2 separate regions of the Homo sapiens genome follow, and region 1 is linked to region 2. The links are chromatin loops, found by intact Hi-C in ENCODE. Cell type or tissue: endothelial cell of umbilical vein. All regions are shown on one strand. Each heading gives the region's core, and the rest is flanking DNA. Links, peaks and the distances in the headings are about the cores only. Region 1 has its middle 150 kb from the start of SCARB1. Region 2 has its middle 88 kb from the start of NCOR2.

The links. A loop is a pair of places that touch in the nucleus more often than their neighbours do. Peaks named below come from ENCODE experiments on the same cell type or tissue, not always from the same donor. Only the 100,000 strongest peaks of a DNase experiment are listed, where the experiment ranks them.
Region 1: it touches region 2 in a loop (5-fold over the local background); 3 of 110 quality-filtered maps call a loop at or near these places.

Annotation. Positions count from the first base shown.
Region 1 is chr12:124,710,135-124,725,970 of GRCh38, forward strand. No RefSeq gene overlaps it. Among named protein-coding and RNA genes, the nearest start is that of SCARB1, 150 kb to the right of the region's middle. RefSeq lists enhancers at 2,707-3,352, 3,353-3,997. In endothelial cell of umbilical vein, for the core only: a CTCF peak has its summit at 10,119; DNase peaks (open chromatin) are centred at 10,367 and 10,737; H3K27ac peaks cover 1,536 bases.
Region 2 is chr12:124,647,430-124,663,265 of GRCh38, forward strand. No RefSeq gene overlaps it. Among named protein-coding and RNA genes, the nearest start is that of NCOR2, 88 kb to the left of the region's middle. RefSeq lists enhancers at 4,312-4,825, 4,826-5,339. In endothelial cell of umbilical vein, for the core only: no CTCF peak of the experiment used is centred there; DNase peaks (open chromatin) are centred at 7,972 and 8,482; H3K27ac peaks cover 2,453 bases.

The sequences.
Region 1 (15,836 bases), core at 8,737-11,236, 64 kb after region 2:
TGAACTCTTGGGCCCAAGGGATCTTCCCATCTCAGCATCCCAAGTAGAATAGATGGGACTATAGGCACACACCACCACACCTGGCTAATTTTTTAATTTTTTGGAGAGACAAGGTCCCACTATGTTGGCCAGGCTGGTCTTGAACTCCTGGCCCCAAACAATCTTCCTGCCTCGGTCTCCCATAGTGCTGGGATTACAGGCGTGAGCCATTGCACTGGGCCTGAGGGTTATTTTAGTTAACACCAGATGCCCTCATCCTTAGAGTCGCAGGGCCAGTCAGGTTCATACTGCAATGCACTGCTATTTGCTGACAAGTACTGAGGACACCACCCCCATCCCAGGTGCTCGTGGAAGGAAAATAAACAGCAAGCACTTACTGAGCAGGAGCTATGCACTAGGGCCTGTTCTAAGCGCTTTACACCAGCTAGCTCACTTAATCCCCGCCACAGCCCAGGAGGCCATTATCCCATTTTAGGACTGAAGTTCAGAGAGGCTGAGAAACCTGGCCAAAGCCCCAGAGCTGTCAAAGACAGCTGCTAGCTCCTTGTGTCCTCCCAGGGCAGAAAAAGGGCTTAGAGAGCTCTCTGGGGTCCCTTTTATAAGGGACTGGTCCCATCGTGAGAGATCTACTCTCACGACCTAACCACCCCTCAAAGGCCCCACCCTCTAAGGCCATCACATCGGGGCCAGGGTCTCAACATATGAATTTGTTGTGAGGGGTTGCACAAACATTCAGTCCATTGCACATATTGTATCAAAAATACGTAACTTTAGGCTGGGCGTGGTGGCTCACTCCTGTAATCCCAGCATTTTGGGAGGCCAAGGCAGGAGGATTGCTTGAGGCCAGGGGTTCAAGATCAGCCTGGCAAACATAGTAAAACCCCCATCTCTAAAAAAAAAAAAAAAAAAAAAACTTAATTAGCTGGGAATAGTAGCACACACCTAGTCCCAGCTACTCAGGAGGCTGTGGTGGGAGGATCACTTGAATACACGAATTCGAGGCTGCAGTGAGCTATGATCGTGCCACTGCACTCCAGCCTGGGCAACAGAGCAAGACCTTGCCTCAAAAAAAAAAAAAAGTAACTTTAATTGGCAATATCAAGTGTTGATGAGGATTTAAAGGTGGGAGAGTAAATTGTTACAATCATTTTGGAAAATTGTCGCCAGCTACTGAATCCAAGAACATGACTACTCTGTGGTCCAGTAATCCCATTCCCAGATACACTCCCAAGAAAAATGGGGGTATCCGTTCATCAGAGGACATGGATAAGAACCTCTACACCACCTCGATCTGTAATAGCCCCACACTGAAAACAATCCAAACATCCGTCAGCTCTAGAATGAAAAACAAACGACGACCTATTCATGTAATTGAAAACTGCACAGAAATTAGCAAGCACGAGCTGCAGCTTCCGGACAGCGAGAGCAACCCTCACTGGAGGATATGCAGATGAGGCCAGACACCGAGGGGTGAGAGTTCACGCACTGTGTGAGGCTCTGGAACAGCAGAGAGGGTCTGTGGGGATAGAGCCTCTATCATGGTTACCCCTGGAGGATGGGGCACAAGGGAACTCTTGGATGATAGGAACCTTCCACGTCCTGGTCTGAGTACTAACGCCAAGGTGGAAATGTGCAGACGTCTGTCACAATCCATCACTCACGGAAGATTTCTGCAGCTTACCATGCATCCATACATTCCACGCATTGTTCCTCTGTCGTGTTTTTTTTTTTTTTTTTTTTAAAGACAGAGTTTCGCTCTGTTGCCCAGGCTGGAGTGCAGTGGCGCGATCTCGACTTACTGCAAACTCCGTCTCCAGGCTTCAAGCGATTTTCCTGCCTCAGCCTCCCAACTAGCTGGGATTACAGGCGCCCGTCACCATGCCTGGCTAAATTTTGTATTTCTAATAGAGATGGGGTTTTGCCATGTTGGCCAGGCTGGTCTAGTACTCCTGGCCTCAGGTGATCCACCTTCCTCGGCCTCCCAAAGTGCTAGGCTTACAGGCGTGAGCCACCTCGCCCAGCACGTAGATTTTTTCTCAATGTGTAACTTTGGCAGCTAGGGTCTCCGTCAGCGTGTTGAGATGCTCGCATTAAGAGGGGCGTGAATTAGCTGGGTGCGGTAGCTCAAGCCTGTAGTCCCAGCACTTTGGGAGGCTGACAGGTGGGAAGATCACTTGAGGCCAGGAGTTCAAGACCAGCCTGGGCAACATAGTGAGACCCCTGTCCCTACAAAAAAAAATTAATTAATTAGCTGGGCATAGCGGCACAAACCTGTGGTCCCAGCTACTTGAGAGGCTGAGGATAGCTTGAACCCAGGAGTTCGAGGCTGCTGTGAGCTACGATCATGCCACTGCACTCCAGGCAGGGTGACAGTGAGACCCTGTATCTAAAAAATTAAATTAAAAAAAAAATTTTTTTTTGAAACAGAATCTCACTCTGTCACCCAGGCTGGAGTGCAGTGTTGCGATCTCAGCTCACTGCCATGTCTGCCTCCCGGGTTCAAGTGATTCTTCTGTCTCAGCCTCCTGAGTAGCGAGATTACAGGCGTCCGCCACCAATGCCCAGCTAATTTTTGTATTTTTAGTAGAGATGGGGTTTCACCATGTTGGCCAGGATGAACTCAAACTCCTAACCTCAAGTGATCTGCCTGCCTCAACCTCCCAAAGTGCTGGGATTTAAAATTATTTTTTATTATAAAAAAGAGGGGCACGAGAGAAGGGACGCAATTGTGGAAACTGCACACTTAGGTCCTCACCCTCACTAGTTGAGCGCAATGGCCTGGCCATTGGCTGGGTATCGAAGTTTCTCTCTCTCCAAAGACGCAGAGTCGAATTAGTGTGAGTGACATGTGTTTGACAGGTGTCCAGCTCATCATGTAGACAGGCCAAGCCTTCCGGCTGGGAAGTGCTAGGCGTGGGGCAGCTCTGCACCCCTGTCTCTGCTCTGCCGCTCGCAAGCTCTGTGACCTTGGGGAATTCACTCAACGTTCCTGAGCCTCCATTTCCTTCTCTGTAGAATGGGGATGACGGCAGCAGTGACATCACAGTTTCGGCGAGAATTCCAAGAGATCGTGTGTGCGCGCGTGCTAGTCATTCATCCCATGCATATTTGTTGAGCCTGACTGTGTATCAGGAAGGGTGGGTCCAGCCGTGACAAAACAGGCACAGCCCCAGGCCTTGGGTGCTTTCTAGGGGGAAGTAGACAAGAAGCCCAAGAAGTCAGCACATGCCGGGGGTGTCAGAAGGTGAGAAGTACTGGGGGTAGCAAAGCAGGGAAGGCAGGAGGAACGGGGAGATGCAGGGCACTCCTGGCACCACCCGGATTCCCCTGCTGGCCCCCTTCCACCCTGAGCACCGCCGGGGGTGACTGCCTTCATCCAAGTGGGAGTGTCTCCCAGGCCACAGCCAGTGACCAAAACAGACTGACACGGGGAGCAGGACGGAGGGGAGGGCAGAAGCCTGGCCCCCTGAGAGGAAGGACTAGGAAAGATTCTGGTGCACAGGCATTCACAGCAGCACCAGTCACAATGGCCAAAAGGTAGGAACAGCCCAAGTGCCCATCAGGAGATGACAAATAACACGAGGGGCGCCTCCATGCAGGGGATATTGTTGAGCCGTGAAGAGGAATGCCACTCCTGTGAACTCAACTTGCTCTGAAAAGTAAAGTCTATTCAAAATGAAAGTGCGGCGGGAAGGAAGGAAATTCTGACTCAGGCTCTAACGTAAATGAACTTTGAAGACACGATGCTAAGTGAAAGTAGCCAGATGCATGATTCCGGTTAAATAAAGTGCCTAGAGCAGGCGGATTCACAGAGACAGACAGTACGTTAGCGCTTACCAGGGGCTGGGGGACGGGAATGACAGTTATTGCTTAATGGGGACAGAGTCTGCTTGGAGTGATGAAAACCTTTCAGAACAGGAGAGTGGTGATGGTCAAGCAACACTGTGAATGTCCTTAATACCACTGAATTGTACCTTTAAAAATGGCTAAAGTGGTACATTTTATGTTATGTGTATTTTACCACAATTGAAAATAAAGCAAGGCTGGATGCAGTGGCTCACGCCTGTAATCCTGGCAGTTTGGGAGGCCAAAGCAGGAAGATTGCTTGAGGCCAGGAGTTAAAGACCAGCCTGGGCAACATAGTGAGACCTAGTCTCTACAAAAAATAAAAAAATTAGCCAGGCACAGTGGTACACTCCTGTAGTCCCAACTACTCAGGAGGCTGAGGCAGGAGAATCGCTTGATCCTTGGAGGTGGAGGCTGCAGTGAGCTGTGATGGTACCATTGCACTCCAGCCTGGGCAAGAGAGTGAAACCCTGTCTCAAAAATAATGCAAAAAACAAAAAACAAAACACACACACACACACACACACACACATCCTGACCCACCTGGCTACAGATGGGACAAACCCTGGTGGAGTTCACATATCAGAGCCCCCCGTGGGTCCAGGCTGAGGCCGCCCTCCCTCCCTCTCCTGTAAAAACCTCTCTCTCTGGCTCTGCTTCTGGGGCCCTGGATCTAGGTCAGGAGGGCTGTGATTTAAAACAAGGTGCCAGGGAGGCCTGGTTGTGGCGGTGAATCCTGAAAGGGAGCCATCAGCAACTTAATGAGAAATAGACGAAACCCTGTTCTCAGCCGGGCGCGGTGGCTCACACCTGTAATCCCGGCACTTTGAGAGGCCAAGGCAGGTGGATCACTTGAGATCAGGAGTTTGAGACCAGCCTGGCAGATGTGGTGAAATCCTGTCTCTATTAAAAATACAAAAATTAGCTGGGTGTAGTGGCGCGTTTCTGTAATCCCAGCTACCCAGGAGGCTGAGGCACGAGAATCACTTGAACCCGGGAGGCGGAGTTTGCAGTGAGCCAAGATCATGCTACTGCACTCCAGCCTGGGCAACAAGAGCGAGACTCCATCTCAAAAAAATAAATAAATAAAATAAAAAAAGAAAGAAAGAAATCCTGTTCCCGAGACAAAGAAAGAAAGACGGAAGAAAGAAGGAAAGAAAGAGAGAGAGAAAGAGAGAAAGAAAGAAAGGAAGGAAAGGAAAGGAAAGGAAAGGAAAGGAAAGGAAAGGAAAGGAAAGGAAAGGAAAGGAAAGGGAAAGAAAGAAAAAGAAAGAAAGAAAGAAAGAGATCCTGTTCCTGAGACAAGGGGACCGAGGTACAGAGAGGAGCTTTGCCTGGGCCACAATTGTACAGGGTGATGGCACAGGGGGCACACGGGGCACAGATTGCAACTCCTGCCTCCCTGTCCCCTTCTCTCCACATGGCAGGCTTGGGCTGGCTGCTTAGGGTTAGAGGCAGAAGCCTCTTTTGCAGGGACCTTCAGAAGTGGCAGAGGATCTGGTTTGAGAGACAACAGACAGGAACAAATGGCTGGAATATTGAGCCTCAGGACATTCCTGCTCTGTGGGCCCTGCCCTGAAGGCCTTGGCTTATTAAACCCATAGATAGCCCACGCCTAACGGGAGCTCTGACCTCACAGACTGTGGCCACCGCGGCCACCATGATCTCGCCTGCTGCTCAGCGTTTGCCTGGGAGCTACCAGGCTCATGTTGCACCCACAGGAGCTGGGAGCCCATTGCAGGGCCCGGCTGGGCGTGGCGGGAAGTCGAATTTTCTTGGTGTCTAGAGAGTGAGTAGTGAGCAGAGGTGTCTCAAGACACACAACTCCAGGTTTCATTATCTGCCCTCGATGCCGGAATAATCACTGTGTACACACAGTGTGGGATCCCAAACAGTGCTGACTGTGTCCCCTGCTCAAAGTGCTGGCTGATGACAGGGATGTTGCATTGAAATAATTATGGCTTCCGCCTGTGAAGAGGTGGGAGGAGAGGAAGAGAGAAGATCCCAGCAGGAGTCGGCAAAGAGAACAATCTGCTTTCTTGCAGAGACAAAGCAGCCACCCTTGACTAGGGGGTCTGCAGTGGCTCCAGAAAGACCCCAGCTTCTTCACCACTAGGAACAAGACTCTTGGTCAGAAGAGGCCAAGAAAGAGACATAGACCCTGTTCTACCAAGGGCTGCCGAGGGGTGGCTGGAGGCTTCGGGGTGTCCCGTAGAATAGTAGAGTGTGGACTGTAAAGGTTGCCACAATGTCTCAAATATCGGCCTCTCTAACCTACTGCTGCTGCTGTTGACAGGAGGAAGCAGGGAGAAGGGAGCACTGTGTCTTGAGCACTTCCCGTGTGCCCAGCACAGTGCTGGGGGCTTTACTGGATGTCTTTTATGGAGCTCTAGCTGTATGCTCAAACATTCCATAGTTATCTATTGAGCACCTACTATGTGCTGCTTGACAACCAACCACAGAACCTCAACGTGTACAACAATCACTATGTACCTGGCTGGTGTGTTAGCAGGGCGGCTGGCGCTGGCTGATCTAGGCTGGCTCGCCCGCCGGGCTCTGCTGACCTCACCTGGATTCACCCAGCTGCTGCAGGTCGGCTGATCTAGGTGTGGCTCAGCCCCACATATCTCTCATCCACTCTGTGGGACCAGTGGCCACTCAGCACATTCTCCTTATGGCAAAGGAGGAGGAGCAAAAAAGCAAACATAGTCAATGGAGGTCCCTAGACACGCATGCTCAGACCTGGCACACACTCGTGTCAGCTTCGTGCTTTTGGTTAAAGCCAAAGTCAAGGAGTAGAAAAACAAACTTCACCTCCACAATGGGAGGAACTGAGAGGGTGCAAACACAGGGCAGGAGGAAGGATGAGGTCAATTCTGCAATACGGAGCCCTCACGTACTGCATTCCAATGGGTGCCACTTGCCCGAAGAGGCCATTGTTTATTAGACGCCAGGTGTGGGCACTCGTTCACGCATTCTGCTAATGTGCACTGAGCACCTCCCAGCACTGCAGAACTGGCACCTGGTAAGTTACAAAACCAGATGAGTCCCGGCCCTCCTGGCTCCCACAGGGTGTGTCGGGGGAGGGACTCGAGACGTGGTGTCATGCACATGACTGTCAGCTGTGCCCAGTGGCCTGAACAGGAGTTGCTTGTGCTGTGGGTGCCTGTAACAGAGGGCCGCACCCAGTCTTGGGGGTGAGGGAGCTTCCCCAAGGACATGAGGATGACGATGGAGCTGGCATTTGAGGGACAAGTGGTAACACTCTCGTGGAGAGAAGGAAAAAGCATCCTAGGCCGAGGGCTCAGCAGGTGCGAAGGCCATGTGGTGAGAGGTTTGCTTGCAGAGGTGAAGAAGGTAGGGGGCTTAGGGGGCAGTTGTGACATAAGCAATGGACCCTGAGCACCAATCCCAGTCTTCACCGCCACTGGCCCCATGTGCACGGCGATTGGAGCTTTCCAGCTTTAAGGGCCTGCAACCATGACCAAGGCCTTAAACAGAGAAGACACGCCTCTGAAATAGAAAAGCCAATGGCAAAATCAAAATTGATAGGTGTCATGGAACACTAGGCAACCAAAAAAAGAATGAAACCATGTCCTCTGCAGGAACATGGATGGAGCTGGAGGCCATTATCCCTTGCAAACTAATGCAGGAATAGAAAACCAAATACTGCATGTTCTCACTTATAAGTGGGAGCTAAATGATGAGAACACATGGACACACAGAGGGGAACAACAGACACCGGGCCCTACCTGAAGATGGAGGACAGGAGGAGGGAGAGGAGCAGGAAAAATAACTAATGGGTACTAGGCTTAGTGCCCAGGTATTAAGTACTATGGTACTAAGTACCTTAGTATCTAGGTTGGTGCAAAAATAATTGTGGTTTTTGCACTGTTGAAATTTGCCATTTTGTATTGGAATACATTCTTAAATAAATGTGGTTTTTATATATCATTTTAATGCACGTTTCTAGCTTTTTTTTGGGTAATGACTTATTATTACTTGCTGTTTATATTTCTTTTAGACTATGGAAATGATGTTAGACAAAAAGCAAATTTGAGTGATTTTCTTACTCGAGTTCAAAATGGGTCATAAAGCAGCAGAGACAACACGCAACATCAACAACACGTTTAGCCCTGGAACTGCTAACGAACATACAGTACAGTGGTGTAATTACAATTACATCTGAGAAGTATGCTCAGCAGATCGATGAGACACATTGAAAACTGCAGCGCCTGCAGCTGGCATTGGCCAACAGAAAGGGCCCAATTCTTCTCCACGACAACGCCTGACTGCACGTCACACAACCAGCGCTTCAAAAGTTGAACTAATTGGGCTACGAAGTTTTGCCTCATCTGCCATATTCACTTGACCTCTCCCCAACCGACTACCACTTCTTCAAGCATCTCGACAACTTTTTGCAGGGAGAACGCTTCCACAACCAGCAGGATGCAGAAAGCGCTTTCCAAGAGTTCATCGAATCCCAAAGCACAGATTTTTACACTATAGGAATAAATGAACATTTCTTCTTGGCAAAAATGACTTGATTGTAATCGTTCTTATTTTGATTAATAAAGATGTATCTGAGCCTAGTTATAATGATTTAAAATTCATGGTCCAAAACCGCAATTACTTTTGCACCAGCCTGCAACCTGTACAACAAACCCCCATGACACAAGTCTACCTACGTAACAAACCTGCGCATGCGCCCCTGAACTTAAAATAAAAGTTAAAAAAAAAAAAAGACTAGAGAGGAGCCTATATTTCCACTGAAAGGAAGGAGAGGTTGGGGAATAGGAATAATTCTGCACAGGAACAAGAAAGCGAATGCAAGGAAATTTTCAGACCAGTCTCTTTGCCCGAGTCTTTAAAAGTTTTTGTTAGGGGTCATGAAGTTTGAAATGTGTCTTAAGGAGGGATGGATTACTTGGAATAAATTGCCTCTATGAGACAGTGTGATATGATGTGACATGAGGGACTGTGGAGTCACGTGGGGTGGGGGTGGGAGGAGGATGAGGATTAAAATCTACACACGGAGTACAGTGTACACAACTAGGGAGACGGGAGCACTAAAAGCTCAGACTTCACCACTGTACAATTCATCCATGTAATCAAAATCCACATGTACCCCAAAAGCTCCTGAAATTAAAAAGCAAATTCACAGGTGTCAACTTAGACAGCGACAGAACCTGACATTTTGTTGACAAGTTGACTGCAACGTAGAGCATCTCCTGGAGGATCTGCTTTTACGGCGTAGCGATGGCAGGGCTTCTGCTTCTGGAAGGTGGAGCAGGTGCATTCACGCCCTTCTCTGTCTTCCTCCAACAACATAAACTAAAAGCTGTAAGCATGGCAGATGCTTGATCCGCCCCTCCTCCCATGTGAGATGCTGCCTCGAGAGCTGCACAAAGACCCCTCTGTGAAGCCCCTTAGCGATCCCACAAGGAAAATAGCACGACCATCCTGTTCTACAGATGGGGCAACTTGAGGCTCAGAGAGGCCAGGCGACTTGCCCAGTGTCACACACAGTCTGCCATTGGTTGTAGAGTCAGGATGTGAACCCGAGTTTGTCTCACTCAGAGCCCGCACTCTGAGCTGCCTGCCTCTGCTTCTCGGATTCCAGCCTTGGTTTTGTGTGAGTCCCGGGCACACTGTAGGTGCTGAACTCATTGCTGAATGCACACATCCAGCAGATGTTTAGTGAGCGCCTACTGTGTGCCAGGCAGTGTTCTAGGCACTGTGGATACAGCAGGGAGCAAGACAGACAGCAACCTTGCCCCCATGATGCTGGTATTTAAGTAGCAGAAGAAAACATGCAATAAATATTGATACACACGCACTATGCTAGACACTGGTAAGTGCTAAGGTCAGAAAATGACGCGGGGGCAGTGGGGACGGGATGCAAGGGGGTGCAATATTAAGTGGAGTGGCAGGGAAGGCCTCGCTGAGAAAGGAGTCATTGCACCTGAAACAGGGAAGGTTACGAGCAATGGGGCATCTAGGGGAGAAGGAACAGGCAACACAGAGGTCTGGAGGCCGGACCACGCCTGTAGCAACTTTGAGGAACTGCAAGGAAGCCAGCATGGCTGATGCTAAGTGCGCAAAGAGGTCAGTGGTGGGAGATGAGGACACAGAGGACAGATGCTCCAGGAGGGCCAGAGTGTGTGCGGCTTTGAGGCCACAGAAGGACTTGGTGTTTACTCTGGGGGAAGTGGGAGCCACGGCAGGCGTTTGAGCAGAGAAGCAGCCTCCTCTGACTTGGGATTTAACAGGTTCCCTCTGGCTGCCGTGTGAGGAATAGCCTCAGTGGGGTTAGGGTGGCAGCTGGGAGACCAGGGACCTGGACTACTGCACCTGTCCAGGCGAGCAATGATGGCAGCTGGAACCTGGTTGGGGTGGGGAGAGGTGGAGGTGGTGAGAAGTCCGCAGATTCTGGATGTATTTGGAAGAGAAAAACAGCAGGATTTGCTGATGAGTCAGACACGGGCAGGAGAGAAAAAAAGCAGTCGGATGACTCTGAGGTGTTTAGTCCAGCAACAGGGAGATGAGGTTACCATTCCCAGAGAAGCAGGCAGTGGAGGAGCAGGCCTGAGGTCGATGTTAAACATGATGGTAAGTTCGAGATGCCCGTGAGCCATCTGCAACCCAAGCAGGTTTTTCTCTAAGGACACAGCAGCAGAAAATATAACACACTGTCTGGCTTGAGCTTCTGAAAATCCTCACTCCTCAGGTTTGTTCTCCTCCAGGGATAAAACCAGCCAACCAGATCTTTCGCTGCCATCTCTCCTGAGCATGGCGAGCCTCCAACTGGGTTGGCTTCAATCCTCGGGGAAGCTGGCGCCATAAATCACTCGGCGATGATCCCAGGGGCCTCTGAGGACATCTCCCGGTATGAGGCTCAGACAATAGAAGGGGATTTGGATGAGCTCACCCAGCGGCAGGCACATTAGATTTGCCATAAATTATTACAAGGTTAACAGGAAATCACACAGTGATCTCAGCTGAGCTGTGGAAGGAACAAGGGGAGGGTGCTGGGGGCCCTTACAGCGCCACATACTCAAAGCCATCACCCTGCTCTGCAGTCAGGGTGGTGTGTGTGTCCCAGAACAGATCATCAAACAGTCCTAGCATGAATGAGAAATGGGAAGGTTTTCTTGAGGACATCAGATGTCCTTGCTTAGCAGCTTAAAAGCTGTGTGTCCTTGAGCAAGTTACCTAACCTCTCTGGGCCTCGATTTTCTCATCTGAAAAATGTGGATAATACTTGTTCCTAACACAGCTGGTGAGGATAGCGATTTGCTCCAATTTCCCCCAAACATTTGCTCACTTTCCTCTTCTCTTTCCCAGCACACAAAGAATCGCATGTTCTCCAGCCCTTGAATTGAGGTGCAGTCACGTGTCTTGGTGCAGTGCGTGAAACCCGGATGGAACAGATATGTTTTAAGAGCCAGTGCGCAATTCACCATGATTCACTTCATTCACTTCCCTTCCTACAACTATTGCAGTTTGCCAAGAGTAGAGCGATCTGTGCCACCCATGAGGGACAACACATAAACTGTGATTATTGTTTGTTAAGCTGGAATTTGGGGGGTCATTTGTTAATGCAGCAAGACCTAATCTCTCCTGACTGAGGCCAGATTAAATGAGTTAATACATCTAAAATCCTTGGAGTACTGTCTGGCACATGGCAGCCACCACAGACTGTTAGCTTTTATTATTGTTTAAACAATCATAAAGACAAAATCAGCAAACCTGGACATGGAGTAGCAGATAGACTCCAGGGAGGCCCCAGTGGCCTCTGCCTCCTGGTGTTCATGCCCTTATTAATCTCCTCCCCTTGATTGTGGACTAGACCCACATGAGGCTTTCTTCTTGCAAAGGTGATGGAATGTCACTTGCAGGACCTACAATCATAGTGTCTGTCTTGCTAGGAGGCTCTCTCCCTTGCTGGCTCTGATGAAGTGAGTGGGTATGTGGGAAGAACCACATAACAGAGAACTGGGGGTGGCCGCCAGCCAATGACCAGCTAAGAATAGAGGGGGCAGCCTCTGGCCCAAAGCCAGCAAGAATCTGAGCCCTACAGCCCCACAGCGAGGGTAACCAACTCATTCCAGCCTGCCTGGGCTTTTTCAGCTTTAGCACTGGAGAGTCCCACATCCCTGGAAATTCCCTCCTGGTCTATCCAGGACTATCCTAGTTTTAGGGTTGAAAGGTTGGCATCCCTGGAGCCCCTCAGTCCTGAGCAAACTGGAATGGTCGGTGTATTCGATGGCTAGGACTGCCGTGACAAGTGCCACAGACTAGGCGGCTTACCGAACAGACGTTTATTTGCTCACAGTTCTAGAGGCTGGAAGCCCTGGATCAAGGCGTGGGCAGTGTTCTTTTCTTCTGAAGTCTCTCTCCTCGGCTTGCCGATGGCCATCTTCTCTCTGTGTCTTTACGTGGTCTTTCCTGTGTATGTCCTAATCTTATTTGATAGAATAGTCATAGCAGATTTGGGCCCACCCTAATAACTTTGTTTTAACTTAATTACTTCTTCAAAGACCTATTCCTAAATACAGTCACATTCTGAGGTACTGGGGCATAGGACTTCAACAAAGGAATTTTGGAGGGGGCACAGTTCGGCCCATAAGAACTGGTTCCCCTAATTGACAGCAACAAGAACCTGAATTCTGCTAGCAACCATGTGAGCTTGAAGCAGATCCTCCCTGGTCAAGCCTTCAGATGAGACCCAGTCCAGCTAACACTTTAATGGCAGCCTTGCAGAGGAACCAGCTAAGCCATGTGAGGCTCCTGACCCACAGAAACTGCTACATAATAAATGGGTATCCCAGCTACTCGGGAGACTGAGGCAGGAGAATCGCTTGAACCAGGGAGTTGGTGGTTGCAGTGAGCCAAGATCACGCCACTGCACTCCAGCCTGGTGACAGAGCAAGACTCCATCTCAATAAATAAATAAATAAATAAATAAATAAAACTGGGTATCATTTTAAGCTGCTAACTTTGTGACGTTTTGTTACATAGCAATGGGTAATGAATGCCTTGAGTCATATCTGTGCACTTGCCCAACCTTGCCCATAGCTTTCTGCTGATCCCTGGCACAGAACCTTCTGTTTCCATAGTCACATGATGGTCTTCTGGGAGAACTGGAAGGACCAATATTACTCTGTAGATTCCTCTTCTGTTTCACCCAATAACTCACTCTTCTGGGTTCTTCACTCTTCCCTCATGTGGTATAACTTTGTTTTTGTCAAAATACTTTTATACACTTTACGAATCAATCCATTTCTTGTTGGGTTCTGACAATGTCCCCAGTACGACTGGGTCTTTAAAGTGTTGAGTTTTTATCTTCTTTCCAGCCACACAGGATAACCATTCCCTCCTAACTGCAAATAGCAAGGATGAGGGTTACAGAGGTGATGTCGTCAAGTGTATTTGACTCCAGGCTCTGAGAACCTGCAGTCATCTTCCCTAATCCAGGATGCCCAGCAGCATACTCACTGATGCATACAGATGCTCTATGAAAAAGATTCCATGAAAAACTGCATGTTCACACCTCTGCTTGTAAATGCACAATGCACATTGATGTATTAAAGGCACTGATAAGACCTGCGGGGGGGGGGGGGCAAGGGATACCACTTCAATCCTTTTTGAGGAACACTGTTCTTTTTTTTTTTTTTTTTTTTGAGATGGACTCTCACTCTGTCACCCAGGCTGGAGTGCAGTGGCGTGATCTTGGCTCACTGCAACCTCCGCCTCCCAGGTTCAAGCCAGTCTCACGCCTCAGCCTTCTGAGTAGCTGGGACTACAGGCACATGTCACCATGCCTGGCTAATTTTTGTATTTTTAGTAGAAACGGGGTTTCATCATGTTGGCCAGGCTGGTCTCAAACTCTTGGCCTCAAGTGATCCACCTGCCTCGGCCTTCCCAAAATGCTGGGACTATAGGCATGAGCTACCACACCTGGCCAAGGAACACTGTTCTGACCCACTCCATGACACTGGAGGGTAAGTAGAGTTATCCCCATTTTCCAGATGAGGACATTGAAGCACAAGAGTTCTACTGCCTCACCCAAGGTCACCTTGCTGACAGAATCAGCCTAAGATTCAGACCCAGGCTGGAGGACACCAAAGCCTGGACCATTCGCTGTCCCACCTGACTCCTGAAAACCAAGCGAGGAATTGAATGAGTCTTTGGTGGATCTTAAGGGGCTGGTTAATGACAAGAAGTTGCAGGAACCAGGGCAGGGGCAGACATGAAGTTCAAGTTGATGCTTTTCTGCTAAAAATGCCTCCTGGGTGAAATTCCAACCTTCTCCTTTCTCTTTTAAGAATTACCAATGCATGTATATTTTAATTTATTGTTTTCTCTAAAATTCTAGCACGGAGTGAAGGAACTGACCCCCAGGCTCCAGTGCCTGCTGGAATTAGACGCACCGCCAAGCTTTTTCCCTGCAATCGCTGGGAGTAGTAATGCTCTTATTAATAATAGCACATTATTAATATAATGTTGTTATTAATATTATGTTATATATATTATATGCTATATTATAATGTTATTAATGTAATGCTGTTATTAATACTAGCACTCAGCCCTTGCACGAACATGGGTTGCGAGCTATGTAAGCGCAGCTTGGTGGCTTCTCAACTCCTCCTAATGAGAACCCTGTGAAGTAAGAACTGTTAACGCCCCATTTTGCAGATGAGGAAACTGAGGCACTGGGTGGTTAGATAACTTGTTTGGTGCTGGGTGAGCAGCAAGAGGCAAACGGTCCTTAGATACATTGGGAGGGACGTCAGTGAGTTTTTTTTTTTTTTTTTGAGACGGAGTCTCGCTCTGTCGCCCAGGCTGGAGTGCAGTGGCGTGATCTCGGCTCACTGCAAGCTCCACCCCCCGGGTTCACGCCATTCTCCTGCCTCAGCCTCCCAAGCAGCTGAGACTACAGGCGCCCGCCACCTCGACCGGCTAATTTTTTGTATCTTTAGTAGAGACAGGGGTTTCACCGTATTAGCCAGGATGGTGTCGATCTCCCGACCTCCGCCCGCCTCGGCCTCCCAAAGTGCTAGGATTACAAGTGTGAGCCACCGCGCCCGGCCCTCAGTGAGATTTTATAGAGAATTGCTGAGAGTGTGAGAGACGATAAACATTGCCAATAGTAACCTTGTCTACCAGTCTTTGGGTAAAAACAGCAGCTGCTGTTTACCGAGTGCTTACCACGTTTCTGACACTGCTCTGAGGGCTTTGTTTGTCTGTAGTCGTTTGGTCCCCATGACAAACCGGTAAGTGAAGAAATTCACAATGCTCATTGATATATTAAAGGCACTGATAAGTCCTGATAATCCGATGAGTGAAGAAATGTTATCATCCTCATTTTCTAGGCTAGGAAACTGAGGCACAGAAAGGTGAAGTAGTGTGTCCAAGGCTGCACAGCTAGGAAGTGGCTTAGCTGGGAGCTGGAACTCAAGTCCAGAGCCCGTGCTGTTCTCTTAACCCTGCACTCCGTCACCTCTCCGGGGATTACCAGGGCCCGGATGCTGGGCATTTTCTTTTTTCTTCCTCTTGTTAGCCTATTTTGCAAAGGCAAACACTGAGACTCAGTGAAGGGTGCAGGTTGTTCAGGCCCCTGTGAAAAATGAGAAGCAGACCACCTCCTCTGGGGCACCAGATGCCAGGACGGAGGTGAACAGCACTCACCTTCACTTTGCCGCATTCAGCTCAGCAGGACAGGCCCTGGTGGACCTCCACCCTCTCCAGACCCATTGCTTGGCTCGATAGTAAAATAATGCTGACCCGAAAGATCAGAAGCAGAAGACGGCTTGCTGCTATCCACATCTGCTGCTTATTCAGCATTCTTGCTGAACTTTTAAAAAATCCCTGAGAATGCCAGAACTAGACTATAGCTTGCTTAAAATGAAAGAAAAAAAAAGGAAAAACTGATAATGTGAGGAATCTTTCCTGCAAGTCAGTGCAAATTAAATGGGTTTAAGCAA
Region 2 (15,836 bases), core at 7,364-9,863:
CCCACCTTGGCCTCCCAAAAGTGCTGGGATTACAGGCGTGAGCCACTGTGCCTGGCCTAGCCTGTTCTTGCAACTGCCTGTATCAGTCTTCTGTTGCTGCTGTAACAAATGGCCACAGACACAGTGGCTTCAGGACACACATTTATCATCTCCGAGCTCTGGAGGGCAGAAGCCCTACATGGGTCTCACTGGGTTAAAATCAAGGCATCAGCAGGTGTGCTCCCTCTGGAAGCTCTAGGGAAGAACCTGTTTCTTGCCTTTTCTGGCTTCTGGGGGACACCTGCCCTCCTTGGATTATGGTCCCTTCCTCTGACTTCAAGGCTGGCAGTGTAGCATCTTCAAATCTCTCTGACTCTGACCTCCTCCTTCCACTATTAAGGACCCCGGTGATGACACTGAGCCTACCTAGGTAATCCAGGATAATCTCATCTCAGGGCCAGCTGATTAGCAATCTCAATCCATCTGCCTCCCTATTTCCCCTTGCCATGTAATCTGACATAGTTGCAGGTTCCAGAAATTAGGATGCGGACATCTCTGCAGACCATTATCCTGCCTCCCACCGGACCCTCACTGGTTCTAGGCTCTATCCACTCTCCTGCTCCTTCAGGATTAGGACTACTAAGGGGGTCCCATGGTGCCACCCCCTCAGTGCCACACCCCCCCCCCCACTGTTTCCATAAATCCCACCCACCCCCCTATAATCATCCCTTCATTTCATCACCTCAATGGCCCCCATTTGAGCTGTCACCTGCAGGGACCTAATTAGTGCAGATAGTGAGATACTTGCCTTTTCCAGCTGAGGAATAAAGGACACATCACACATACCTGTCAGCCCCTCAGGCTGGTGCCTGGCACACGGCAAATGCTCAGCCACCTTTACAATCATAGTGTTTTATTTCTCTCACTAGATGCAGGCCCCCTTGTAAGTGGGAACTATGTACTGTTCTCTCATTTTTACTAGCCTTTGGCCTAGCTGCTGACAAAGAATTTCCAATCAATTTATTCATTCAACAAACATTTATCGAGCCCCAGCTAGACTCTGAGAGACAGAAATGAGATGATCTGACACCAACAACAAACAAACTTGCCCTCAGGAAGCTTCAAATCTAGTGAAGGAGACAACAGTTATACCAGTCATCATATAAACACACAATTACAAGATCACATCTCCTCCCAGATTCTCATGGAGGGCCTCCTCTGGACCAGCCAAGGCACTGGGCTTTTCAGGAGTACAGAAGTGAGGGAGGTATAATCCCTGCCCTCAAGATGTTGATAATCCCGTAAGGAAACAATTGGTGAAACAATCCTATAAGGAAACAATAAGTCCTACGCAGCCAGGACAATAGCAGCCAGCACTAGGCAGTGTCCACGGGTTTGTGCAGGCAAGCCTCACTTCAGTGAGGCAGTGGAGAGTGAACTCAGCAGGCCTGGGTTGTCCAAACCCTGCACATTCCAAAGAAAAGAATGGACCTTGATCAGCTCTGGACATAACCTTCACACCCTTGGAATATCATGCCTGATATGAGTGTCTTTGTATCTGGGCCAGGGGCCACACCACGTGGTTGATGCTAACAACCTGACTATATTGAATGCCTGTTTTCATTTGCCTGGTGCCCTGAGCCACACAGAATATTTGACCACTGTAGGGGCTGGAGAGTGAGTAACTGAGGTCAGCTACGTGGACGCTCCATGCCTATGTGCCTGACCCCCAATAAAAACCCTGGACACTGAGGCTCAGGCGAGCTTCTCTGGTTGGCAATTCTTTGTGTGTGTCATCACACAGTTTCTGGAAGAGATAAGTGCTGTTCATGCAACTCTGCTGGGAGAAGATAGCTGGGAGCTTGTGCCTGGCTTCTCCTAGCCTCTGCCCTGCACACCTTTTCCCTGTGCTGATTCCTGTCTGTGTCCTTTTGCTGTAATAAACCATAGCTACAAGTATGACAGCTTTCTGAGTTCTGTGAGTCCTTCCAGCAAGTCCCTGAACCTGAGGGTGGCCTGGGGGACCCGTGACACAGACCCTATAAGGCCCCTATATATAGTTTTTGAGACAAGGTCTCACTCTGTCACCCAGGCTGGAGTGCTGCAGTACAATCACAGCTCAATGAAGCCTCAACCTCCTGGGCTTAGGTGATTCTCTCACCTCAGCCTCCCAAGTAGCTGGGACTACAGGTGCATGCCCCACATCTGGCTAATTTTTGTATTTTTTTGTAGAAACGGGGTTTCACCATGTTGCCCAAGCTGGTCTCAAACTCCTAGGCTAAAGCAATCGACCCACCTTGGCCTCCCAAAGCTCTGGGATTACAGGCATGAGCCACCATGCCCAGTCCCCTATGAGACCCCTATTTTACAATCAGGGAAATCAAGGCTGGGAGCGGTGGCTCATGCTTGTAATCCCAGCACTTTGGGAGGCCGAGGTGAGGGGATCATGAGGTCAGGAGTTTGAGACCAGCCTGGACAACACAGTGAAACCCCATCTTTACTAAAAATACAAAAATCAGCTGGGCATGGTGGCAGGCACCTGTAGTCCCAGCTACTCAGGCAGCTGAGGCAGGAGAATCACTTGAACCCAGGAGTTGGAGGTTGCAGTGAGCCAAGATCGTGCCATTGTACTCCAGCCTGGGTGACAGAGTGAGACTCCATCTCAAAAAAACAAAAATGAAAACAAACAAACAAACAAAAAATCTGGGAAATCAAAGCCAAATGGTTTAAATGATGGCCCCACAGTCACATAGGAAGCAGCAGAGCTGGGGTTTGAATTCAGGTAGCCAGGCTTGCAGTCTGGCCTTGCCATGCCACTGGGTGCTAACAGACTGTGGTCAGAAAGAAGGAGGGTCCAGTCTGCCTGAGGCATTAGGAGCCACTTGGCAGGGGTGGGAGGATTAATTTGCATAGGACCCTAAAAATCAATAGTTACACCTTTTTTTCCTAATCATACGTGAAATAGGTATTCTTTATTGAAAAAAAGCAAGCAATAAATAAGTTGTGTTTGGCACAAAATGGACCCCTCTCTTAATTTGAATTCCAAAGACAACTGCCACCAACAGCCTGGAGTGTGTCCTTCAGTACCTTTCTCTACACGCAAACACGTACCTGAGCTAAAGCACTATATTACTTCCTATTACTGATGTAACAAGTGATCATAAACATAGCAGCTTAAACAACACCAGTATATTCTCTTATTGTCTGGAGGTCAGAAGTCCGAGATCGATTTCGTTGAGCTAAGCAAGACATCAGCAGGACCGGTTCCTTCCGGAGGAGAAGCATTTCTTTGTGTTTTGTGGCTTCTGGAGGCACCTGCATTCCTGCTCTCGTGAGCCCGTCCTCGCATCCCTACAACCTCTTGCTTACAGAGGTCACAGCTTCTGCCTTCTGCTTTCTCCTATAGTCAAATCTCCCTCTTACAAGGACAATTATGACTATGTTTAGGGCCCAGGATCATCTCCCCATCCCAAGATCTGTAACTGAATCCCATCTGTGAAGTTTCTCGTGCCATGTAAGTTTCGGGGATCAGGACATGGATGTCTTTGGGGACAGGATTCTGCCCACCCCATACCCTGCCTGCAGCCCCGCTGCTTGCCTTTCCCACCCCCTTCGTCAGCCTCTCTGTGCCAGCATGAGCGGACCTGCCTCATCCTTTCCACTGGATGAGCCCTTACACAGCAGCTGCCTATTAAAGGCAGGGCCAGCTGTGTTCACAGGGAAACGGGTCAGAGTTCTGACGCCCCTGGGAGCTGAGAGGAAGGAGCTGGCTGGTCCCTGCAGTCCAGGAGAAACTGAGAAAGAGCTCTGGAAAGGACTGAGTCTGCCTATGGCCAAAACCTCCCCTGGAGGCACTTCCAAGTTTCCCAGGTTCCCCAAGCCAGAGATGGCTGGTGCAATGTGTGAATTGACACCAAAGCTGGGACTTGGGGACAAAGGTGGCATAAAAGTGGAGGCCAGAATGCACTGGGAAAAAGCACCCTTATTTTGAGGTCATAGCCATGTACAGACCAGCGGGTGTCCAAAGGGACCTGCTTAAAACTTAATAGCTTCCTTAACGTTTACACTCACATTTCCACACTCATCCTCATGCTGCGTGCACAGGTTATGCTTTGACTGCTCCTCTAGCATCCCCCTGCCCATGCACCAGGCCTGTTAATTTATATTCTTGTTACTTGGTTCGTTCTCTTGTTTGACCTTCCAGGCCCCTGTCTAACAGATGGGTTATTTTATACATCAAAATGGAGGTTCAGAGAGTCAAATTGAGGAAAGAGGTTCAGAGAGGTTAGGCAACTTGCGCAAGGGCACACAGCCAGGAAGTCGCAGATCTGGTTTCGGATACACTGCCTCAGTTCCCTATCAGAGAGCTCTCTGGTGAGGACCAGAGATTAAGCTAGCATCCTAGGGAAGTCCAGATGGGAACTAGTGTCCTCTGTCATTTTTCTGCTATCAGCAGAGGGTCTTGGGCCTGGGTTTGACACCCATCTGGCTACCTCCAGATTGATCTCCAGCTGGGAGGCAGAGGTGTCCCCACCCGTCCAAGGTCACCAGGGTCATGACTGTCTAGACAAGATGTGAAATGTCCCCTTCCTCTTGGCCCCATGTTTGCCTGTGGCCTGAACTGCCTCCCGCATCTGCTGGTGAAGTCACATCCTTAGAGCCCTGGGGTGGGCACATGAGGTCATCCTGGCAGGCTCGAGCCAGCCCGTGCCTGCCCCCACCCCCCGCTGCAGCTGCCTGGTCCCACCCCGCAGAGGGATCAGGTTTTGGGGAGGGAAGAGGCTAAAACCAGCTCCCAGGATGGGAGACTTGGGAGCTCTGGTCAAACCATCCCTTTTCCTCTCCCATCCCAGACCTGGGGGAGAGACTGGGGTGCCACGAGGGCAGGAGTGACCAACTCCATCCAGGTTTGCCTGGGGCCATCCCAGTCTTAGTACCATGAGTCCTGTGTCCCAGGAACACCCTAGTCTGGAGCTCACGGAGGCAGCTGTGGACCCACCCGTATGGGGTTGTGGAGTTTCTCTTTCATTCCTCCTGGGAAAAGGCCTGTCCACAAGCCTCACACCCTTGCAACCCACTGGTGTTTCTGCGAAGGGTGGAGTGGGGAAAAGCGTATGTGTCTGCTCGCCTGTGTAGCCTTGTACAAACACTTACACCCCAACCTCAGTTTTGTCTTCTGGAGAATGGGGATAAGGATGCTACCCTCCTGGCAGAGCTGCTGAGAGGCTTAAAGGAGGGAGAGATTGTAAGTGGCCAGCAAGGGAGAGCTTTTATAAAGAACAGCACAGAGGGGAGATGGCAGGCAAAGCAGAGTGAGTGCTGGGGACATTCTGCAAGTGGAGGTGGCCACGGGCAGGGGCGGGTGCTGGTTGTGTGCCTAGAGTGTGCCAGGCCCACACGGGCTGTGTTCTCGGTTCACCCTCAGAGCTACCTAGGAGGGAACCCATGTAGTTCATGAATGTCATTACCCCCATTTTATGGATAAGGAAACTGAGGCTCTGGGGGCAGCCAGCAAGGGGCAAAGCCCTGCCCCCACCTGGCAGCAGCTGTCTTTGCAGATAGGAGCCTGCAGTGCAGGGGAGAGAAGGGACCCGTTTTTCCCGTCTGTTGCCCCGTCGTCACCCAGAGACCCAGAGGTGCTCGATGCTGGCAGCAGGAGCACCTGTGGGGCCCCAGGGCCAGGATGCCCTCCCAGACTCTGCCACCCACACCAGTGACTCCATCTTGGAGGTGGGAGCCTGTTTCCTCCTCTATAAAATGGGGATGAGGCCACTGAAGCAGTTGAAGGGAAGTTTCAGTGACCACCCGTGGCCAGCGCCGAGCCACGCAGGCTGGGGCACCCGGGGACTCCATGTGAGTGGCCAGGGTTGGAATCCTGATGATCCTGGGGACCTAGGGACACCTGCAGGGGACTGCAGCTCCCCTACCGCCTCCCAGCTGGGTGGGGCGTCTCTCTGTGCTCCCCCCATTACGGGCCACGGGCCACATCGTTCTGAGCTGTAACTTCCTGCTTACTCCTTGCTACACGCCTGTCTCCCTCCCTGCTGGGTCGCTGCAGGCAGATGCTTATTCGGGAGCTGGAGTCCAGGCTTCACCTCCTGGAGCCCTGTCCCCACCTTGGAGCAGTAGGGACAAAGCAGATGTCCCCTCCCACACCATGTCCTGGACGACTCCCTAGACCAGGGATTCTCAAAGTGAGGTCTGAGACTCTTGGAGGGATCCACAGGGTCCTTCTTTTCCTTCCCTACATCTCTGTGAGGTCGGGTTTTCTTCATGTCCTTCAACCAAAACGCCAAGTCACACCAGACCGGATGCAAAAGCAGATTTGGGAATCCAGCTCTCTTCTAAGGGACTGGACGTGAAAGAGGTTTGCAAAATTGTGAAACATACGATGCCACTCTCTTCTCACTATTTCTTTATGTTTGGGAAAAAAATGTTATCTTTCTTAAAATATATTACTCAACATATTAAGGAGCATAAAATTGTTCTTTTAAAATAAATGCATGTTTTGAAATTTTATCATGTTAATCTCTAATGCAGTAAATACTGATAAATAGAACCCACATAAACAAAAGCCCTTTTGGAGTCCTCAGTAATTTCTAAGGGTGTCATAGGGTCTAGGGGCCAAACAGTCTGGGAACTGCTCCCTTAAACAGCAATCTTACTTGATCCTTAAATTAAAATGGCTAACAGCAGCCGGGCACAGTGGCTCATGCCTGTAATTCCAGCACTTTGGGAGGCCAAGGCGGGCGGATGGATCGCCTGAGATCAGGAGTTGGAGACCAGCCTGGCCAACATGGTGAAACCCCGTCTCTACTAAAAATACAAAAATTAGCTGGGTGTGGTGATGCACACCTGTAATCCCAGCTACTCAGGAGGCTGAGGCAGGAGAATCGCTTGAACCCGGGAGGCAGAGCTTGCAGTGAACCAAGATCGTGCCACTGCACTCCAGCCTGGGTGACAGTGAGAATCTGTCTCCAAAAAAAAAAAAAAAAAAAATAGCAAAGAGTTACTTCACACTTTCTATGCACCTGGCATTGTCTGAACCTTGTGCATGGACAGTTGTACAGAGACATACACATAGATACTATCTAACAGCACACGAACCCTCTGAGGTGGGTTTCAATTACCCCATTTTACATATGGGGAACTCAGGCTCTAAGTGGCCCCTTAACCACCAGGGGCCACTGCCTCTGGGGAAGCCCCCCCACTGGGACCCTCAAAGTCTGTTTCAGGAGTGGCTGAGATTCCAGGACAAACCACCTGGAATTCTCAAAGTTGGCCCCCACCTTGGAAAATCCCCTGAGGCTCACTGGCCCAGACTACCTTGGGGGACCCCAAACCCTGGCATGTCCTGGTCACTTGCTCTGAAGGAAGCCTGGCCACTGCTCACTCACCCACCTCCCGCCACACCAGGCCTCCGGCTTTTCCGTGCTGCTCTTCGGACACCCAAACTGTGCCAGCCTCGGGGCTTTTGCACCTGCTGTTCCCTCCCGCCGGAATGCCTTTCCTCCACGTGGGGCCCGTCATCGTCCCTGGCCTCTCATGTAAAATAGCAGCACCCTCTCCCACTCGTCTTCCCCTCCACCCTTTCGCTGCTATTTCCTGTGTGACACTCGGCACTATGGGACATTGTGTTGTGGATGCACTGGTTCAGGGGTTCAGTGTCTGTCTCCCTGTGGAAATCTAAACCCGGTAAGAGCCCAGGCACAGCAACAGGTCCCAGCATGGTGGACTCAGTGAGTGGATGAACAGGATACGGGGACAGGAGAGTCACGCCTGGCTACAGGGACGCCCATCCACCTCCTCCAGCCTGGCTGACCGGCGCCGTGCTGGCCTGCTGCCCAGACTTGCCAGATCTTTCGATTTTTCAAAAGAAGCTGAACATCCAGATTTTTATGTAAAATCTTTTTTTTTTTTCACTAGCAACTTATTCAAATTAACAAAAAGAAAAAAACAGCTTGGTGAGCCAAACCTTATGTAGATAAACTCAGTTTGGCTAATCAGACTCGCCTTGCCTTCTAAGGGGAGGTGACATTTGAACAAGACTGGAAAGCCTTCAGAGCTAGGCGCAGGCCAAGCAGGGGAGGAGGGGAACAGGGTCGTGCCAGGCCAGCTGGGGCTGGGTTGTGGGGAGCATTTGAGAGGTCCGCACTCCGTGGACAGGCCCGTCACCCTTCCCCTTGGCTTCGGAAGTCTCCCCACCTCCCCCCGACCCCAGGCCCAGCTGGCTGCAAGCCATACACTTGAAGCATATGCGTGGAGTGTTTTGAGAAACGGAACACACAATACATCGCAAATAAGGCTGCTTCTCCGTCTGGCTGGGACACATCTCCACGCTCCGCCAGATGGTCCCCCGCCGCCTCCCCAGCTGAGGCCGGGGCTTTGTGAGGTTGCATTCTGCGTAGAGGCTCCTCTCCATTCTGCAAGAGGCTGCTGGGAAGCTCTCTCCCCGGGGTGGCCGGGAGGATTTTTCTTGGCCCACAGACAGGAAGCTGATTCAGCCGGGAACCTTCTTCTGCATTCAGAACCCCCACAGCTCCATCCTCCTCCATCCCCTGCCCACCACGCTCCATCCCCCACCAGCCCCCATGACCCAGAGCCCCAGTGCGCTGGTGTTTATTGCTAATTGTTTTCAGACAGATGGTGTGGCCCAGAGTCTAATTCCCCAGGCTAGGGGGCGGGGGATGCTAGAGGAGAAGGCCGTGACCTTGACCACTTGCATTCTTGAAGAAAATGTTTGGCCCAGCCTGGGAGGCGGGGCGGTGGGCAGTGATGGCTAGGGCTTACAGAGGGGAAGTTTCAGGGCTTTGAGAAGGGAACAGGGGAGTAGGAGGAGGCTTTGAAATGTGGGAAACAACCCTGCAGCCCCAAGGGCTGATAAAGCTGGCTGGAGAATGGCCCCACCTTCAGGAAGCCCTCTGGGATTGAAGCCTGCGAGGCAGGGAGAATTCCTCCTGCAGGGTTGGATTTAGGGATGTGGGGAGTAGGGGATTTGTGGGGAGGGTGGAAGACCTCCCCACAATTTAATAAGGAGCCTCACTTTTTTTTTTTTTTTTTTTTGAGACAGAGTCTCACCCTTTTGCCAGGCTAGAGTGCAGTGGCGCGATCTCGGCTCACTGCAACCTCTGACCCCCTGGTTCAACCAATTCTCCTGCCTCAGCCTACTGAGTAGCTGGGATTGCAGGCACGCACCACCAAGCCCAGCTACTTTTTGTATGGTTTGTAGAGATGGGGTTTCACCATGTTGGCCAGGATGGTCTCGATCTTCTGACCTCGTGATCCGCCCGCATTGGCCTCCCAGAGTGTTGGGATTACAGGCGTGAGCCATTGCACCCAGCCAGGAGCCTCACTTTTTAATGTAATTTCAACATGATCTGAAGGCTTACAGAGCCACCAACATTTCACTAGATCCCATGAGTCTGCCAAGCTGAATGAAGACCCCAAATTACAGATGAGAAAAAGAGGTGGCCTGTGAGGTGAGATGGCTTGCCTTAGGTCACACAGTCCACAAAGATCCATTGAGCTGTCACTCTGTGCCTGGTGGGAACACAGCCATGGCAGAGGACAGGACTGACAAAGTCCCTGTGTTCAGACTGGATAGGTTTGTACAGGTTTGTGAGAGGAGACAGACGCAACTACAAAGAAATACGTTCAGAAACGGAAAGGACTAGAAAGACAAAAAACTAGGGAACAGGGTAGGCAGGGATCTCTGGAGAAGATCAGAGAGGGCTTCTTGGAGGAGGCAAGCTCAAACATCGAGCCTTGAAGGCAGAGTTGAAACAAGCTGTGTCTACATCTCAAAACAGAGAGAAAGCCAGTGCAATGGCCCTGGGGTATGGATGAGCTTGTTGTGTCCAAGGAGGGGAAGCGTGGCCCCGGAAGCCATGATGGGGTGTATACAGAGCTGAGATTATAAAGCCCCTTCACCAATATCATTGAACACCAAATGCACCCACGACTAGAGAGCCAGCATCAGCATGATACCAAAACAGCGTGTTGCTCAACATCAGGTTATTTCAAGTTGCTTTCTTTGTAAGGGTTAAAGCAGAAGGGGTTCTTTAGGCTGGCTCAGGTTGACTGGGCCCTCCTTGATTGGTTGCTGTGAATCTCCAGTCTATTAGAAAAATTGCCCCCATTTCTTCTATTTCTGCTTATTTTTTTCTTTCTTTTTTGTTTTTAGAGACAGGTCTCTGTCACCCAGGCTGGGGTGCAGTGGCACAATCATAGCTCACTGCAGCCTCAACCTCCTAGGCTCAAGTGATCCTCCCACCTCAGCCTCCTGAATATCTGGGACTACAGGTGTGCAATGCCTCGCCTGGGTAATTTTTATTTATTTATTTATTTATTTATTTATTTATTTATTTATTTATTTATTTATTGTTTTGTAGAGATAAGGTCTCATTATGTTGCCCAGGCTGGTCTCAAACTCCTGACCTCAAGCAATCCTCCTGCCTTGGCCTCCCAAAGTGCTGGGATTACAGACACATAAGCCACTGTGCCCAGCCCAAACTACCCCCATTTCCAAGCTCAGTTTAATTACACGGCACCTGCAGGAGTGGCTCCGTTCTTGGTCTGCTGGGGCCTAGAGCAGGAGCTCAGTCCAAAACGAGGGCCTCACATAAATTTTATTTACCAGCTATGGAGGAAAATAGAGCAAGGAGGGTGGGAGAAATCAGGGGGACTCAGGTGTGACCTTAAATAGGAAGGTCAGGGAAGGGCTGCTGGAAAAGCAGAAAACAATCGAGAAAAGACCTGTAGGAGATGAGGAAGTGAGGCAGGCAGGAATGACGGAAGGAAGGAAGAGACTGATATGAGGTCCCTGGAGTAGCCAGATTCATAGAGAATTTCCGTCTCTGTGAATCTGGCTACTCCAGGGACCTCATATCAGTGGAATCTGACAGTATTTGTCCCTTTAAAACTGGCTTATTCTACTCGATATAATGTCTTCAAGGTTCATCCACATTGTAGCCTGTGTCAGAATGTCCTTCCTTTTTAAGGCTGAGTAATATTCCATTCTTTCTGGAAGGAAGGGCTTTCCAGAAAGAGGGAGCAACTGGTGTGCAAAGGTCCTGGGGAAGGTGTGTGCTTGGTATGTTCAAGGAGGCCAGAGCAGATGAGGCAGAGAGGGAGAGGGAGAGGAGGGGGCACTGAGCCTCGGGACACAGCAGAGGGTGAGGGAGTAGACCCCGCAGGGCATCGTGGGTTGTGGTAAGCACTGGCTTTTCCTCCAGGGACAAGGGAAATTGTTATAGGTGTTTGAGCAGAGGAGTGGCTTGTCTTGACTTAGGTCTAGCAGGATCCCTTTGGCTGCCAAGTGGAAAATCAACTGTGGGAATGAAGGCTGAGAGGCCGTCGAGGAGACTACTGCACCTGTCCAAGCCAGAGATGATGCTAGCTGGAGCCAGGGGAGGCAGCGGGCTGGAGAGAAGTGGTCACAGTCATGACAGATTTTTTTAAATTGTAGTAAAATACACATAACATAAAATGTATCATCGTAACCCTTTTCAAGCATTCAGTTCAGTGGCATGAAGGGCCTTCACACTGTTGTGCAGCCGTCGTCACCATCTGTCTGCAGAACTTTTTCATCTTCCCCAATTAAAACTGTCTCCATGAATCACAGCCCTGGCACTCACCATTCTACCTTCTGTCTCTATGAATCTGGCTACTCCAGAGACCTCATATCAGTGCAAACTGACAGTATTTGTCCTTTTATGACTGGCTTATTCTACTCACTATATTGTCTTCAAGATTCATCCACATCGTAGCCTGTGCCAGAATGTCCTTCCTTTTCAAGGCTGAGTAATACTCCATTGTCTGGATAGACCATATTTTGTTTAACCATCATCCATTGACGGACACTCTGGTTGCCTCCACCTTTTGGCCATTATGAACACTGCTGCTGTGAACACAGGTGTGCAAATATCTCTCCCAGTCCTTGAGGATGGATTTTTAAGGTATGGGCAATAAGATTCGCTTATGGCGCAGATCCAGGAGTGTGAGAAAAAGAGGCGTCAGTGTGGACCGAAGTCAGCTCAGCTCCTGCCCCACCCTGTCTTGATGGGCAAAAGGCCATTCCACCTCTGACATTCTAGGACATTCTTTTGAGACATTTCATAGCACGGCCTCAGCTCCTGACCCCTCACCTCTGCCATCTCAACCCCTCAGGGACTCTACTTCCCTTCTCTTCTGCCAAGCCTCCAGGTCAGCATCTGCCCGTCTTCATTTCTCAGACAGGCAGACCATCTCAGTCAGTGCATGCTATCAGCCTCCTCGTCACTGCTGTCCTCCCACCGCACCTCAGCAGGCTCAGATGAGTGAGACGCGAGGCTCTCGAGTGCTCTAGAACTCAGCTGAATTTCTGCTTTTAGTCCCATTCAGCGGAAACAGGGCCTTGCTTAGTCTTGAGCTTTCCCAGGCTTCTTCCACCCTGCCCAGGGATTGAATCTACTTACAGCCCTCCTTGGGCCAAGAGTCCCCACCAATGTCCCTGAAATGCCTATGGTCTCATCTGCCTTTAGGTCTTGGTCTGGTTCCAATGACACTGGGCTCTTTTCTGCTCCCCAAACATACTGAGTGAGTGCCTCCCCCAGGGCCTTTGCACCTACCATTCTGGGCCTTGCCCACTTTCCTCTTCGTTTTGCCACCCCTACTCACCCAGCAGTTTCCAGCTTCAACCTCCCTGCCTCGGAAACCTCCTCTATGCCTCAGGCTGAAGCCAGGCTCCCAGTCAGCTCCCCCCATGCCTCCCTGGAAACTTTCCTGTCTTGACACTTGTCCCATTAGGAAAGAGAGACAGGAGGGGGCAGTGGTTAACGCACAGACTGAAGTCAGACTGCCTGTGTCCAGATCCTGGCTCTCACTGAAGAGCAGAGTGACCTTGACCAAATCACGGAATCTCTCCCAGCCTCATTCATAAAATGAGGATAATCATGAACCCCATGCACAGGGTTGTGTGGGGATTAAATGAAATAATATACATCAAGTGCCCGGAACAGTGTCCGACGCAAAGTGTGCCATGAATAATTGTTGCTCTGTGGAATTCCTTGCTCACTGGCATCTTCCCTGCCTGGTGGTAACTCAGAGGAGAGAGGGGCTTGGTCTGCCCGGGGTGTGCAGGTATACCTGACGTGCTCTCCAGATCTGGACCAGCAGGGTAGACGGATGGACAGATGGAAGTTCTAACTCTGAGTCCATGCAGCAACCTCCTCCTCCTCTCCCGGTGCTGGCACTACCTCCATCCAGCCCCCTCCCCGCCCCTCCTGCCACTGGGGGCTCACCTGACCCAGCCCCCACCTCCCCAGCCTCCTGTACCCATTCAAGTGCAATTAAGCCAAACTTTTGATTTAAGATATTTATAAAGGCACTAAGAATGTCCTCTAATATCAGCTTATATATTTTTAATCTGCCGTTAAAGTGATTTAAAACGGAGCTCCGACGGATAGGCATGATGAAAATTAAAAGTCTCCATCACCTTGTGTCTGGCTGCAGCGCCCCAGCCGACAAGGACGCAGTGGGGCGGAGGCCCCCCACCCCGCCAAATTAGGGGGAAACGCAGCCTTGCCTGCTCTTCTCCAGGGCTGGGGCAGCCAGGGAGACGCGGTGTCATTAAGTAGTGAGCGCAAAGGGCGGCAGTGTCTGCAGAAGGAGCCACGCGGCCGCGCTTAATGAACAGTGACATCTGCTCGGCTCTTTAATTAACGAGCCCCCACGCGCTGTGGCAGGACACAGGGACCACGTCCTCTGTGCTTGCAGGAAAGAAAAAAAAAAGCCAGGCAGGGAGACGACTGCAAATGTGCAGAATGATTTTTTTCCTGCCTCCTTTTAGAAACTGGAGAATGGAACCCAGCTGCGACTGTTCCCTCTGCAAGGCCATTTCCCAGGACTGGGTTCCTGAGGAGCCTGGTGGGTGAAGGCGCTCTCGCCCCATGCCTGGTGTTCAACCTTTTCTTCACCCTTCTCCCACCCCCGGCCTCTTCACACACGAGTCTGAAATAAATGAAGGCAGCCGGAGTACAGGGGTCTGAGCTTCCCCCAGGCCTGGGATGAAAAGCCATGAATCAGCCCTGTGTTAAATTTCCCCATCATAAATTCACTCATCCACAACTGCATCCCAGCTTCCTCCATGACAACAGGCTGCCACCCACGAAGACACCAAGCGGGGGCTGTGAGAGAGATTCCAGATCTCACACCAAGGATAAGGGCCCAGGACAAGGGCCACTAGTGGCCATCCATGGCTTAACCACTAAGACATTGCATCTTCCCGTTTCCACGCTGGAGGCAGGCTTTACAGAGAGCCAGGCTGCAGTGGGGGGATTTTGACCTGAAGACCAGAGGCCCGAGTCTCTGGCTTGTAAAATCTCAAAAAACTTGGCCCTTGTGGCTTGATGGCCCAAAGCATAGCTCTGGAAGAGTCCCACCCCCACTCCAAACACATCAGCTACAGGTTTTTTTCTAGAACTCTCTAGAGTTTTCTATAATTCAACTAAATTTCTGCTTTGTGCCCCATTCAGTGGAAACAGAACCTTGGCAAGTCCAGAGTTTTCCCACTCTTAGCCTACTCTGCCTAGGGATTGAGTCTAGCTGTGGCCTTCCTTTAAAATGAGTCTGTGGACCTTCTTAGGTCAAGGGTCACCACAGATGGCCCCAAGATGCCCATGGTCTCATCTGCCCTTAGGCCTTGGTCCAGCTCCAGCTACACTGGCCTCTCTTCTGCTCCCCAACCATACTGAGTGAGTGCTCACAGTCACAGGCATTTATTTAGCACTTACTGTATGCCTGGCTCTTTGCACAGTGGTTTATATGCAGCAGCTCTCACACCAACCCTATGAAGAAAGGACTATCACCAATCCCACTTTATAGAAGCAATTCTTCTGAGGAACACCAAGAGACAGCGTAGACAAGCTCAGAGTTATGTGCCTGAAGAGTGAGATAGTTGGGGTATTTATTCACTCAATCCCCACTTGTCATCGGTTGAGGGTGTTAAACTCTCAAGCAGTCTCTCCTGAGGAGGCTTAGTGAGCACCAACAGCATCTACTCTCCTCCCTCCCTGCACATTCCTGTCTGGAATGTTCTGGAGCTTTGGCAGGCATGTTGGCACTACAGAGAAAGGTATAAGAACTGCTGAGGCCCTGACATGGCCTGGTTGCTAAAACAGCTTTTGCCAGGCTTCTTTAAATATCCAATTCTACTTGCTCATTGCTGATATGTAGGAAAGCAATTGACTTTTGTATAGTTACCTTGTATCCTGCAACCTTGCTATAATCACTTATTCATTCTAGTGTTTTTTGTCATTGTTTTGAATCTTTGGGATTTTCTAAACAGTCATGTCATCTGTGAAGAAAGACAGTTTTATTTCTTCCTTCTCAATCTGTATACCTTTTCTTACTTGTCTTATGGCATTAGCTATGATTTCCAGTATGACCTTGAAAAGGAGTGGTGAGAGTGAATGTCCTTGCCTTGTTCCTGACCTTACGGGGAAAGAACCTAGTTTCTCACCATTAAGTGAGATGTTAGCTATTGGATTATCGGAAATGTTCTTTATCAAGTTGAAGTTCCTCTTTACTCCTAGTTTGCTGGGAGTTTTTGTCGGGGATAGGTGTTGGAGTTTGCCAAACACTGTTTCTGCATCTATTGATGTGACTGTATGATTTTTAGCCAGGTTTCTTTTTAGAGGAGGAAAACAAAACTCCCATTTTGTTCAGGCCACTGATAGTTAAGCTTTCTGCAACTTGCAGGTAACAGGCATCCCTAACGGATATGAGGAGCTACAGGAAGGAAGGAAATGGATGATATGGGTCTGGGCTGCCTTTTCAATAAATGTCCTTGTGACTGAAATGTTGGGTACGTTAGTCTC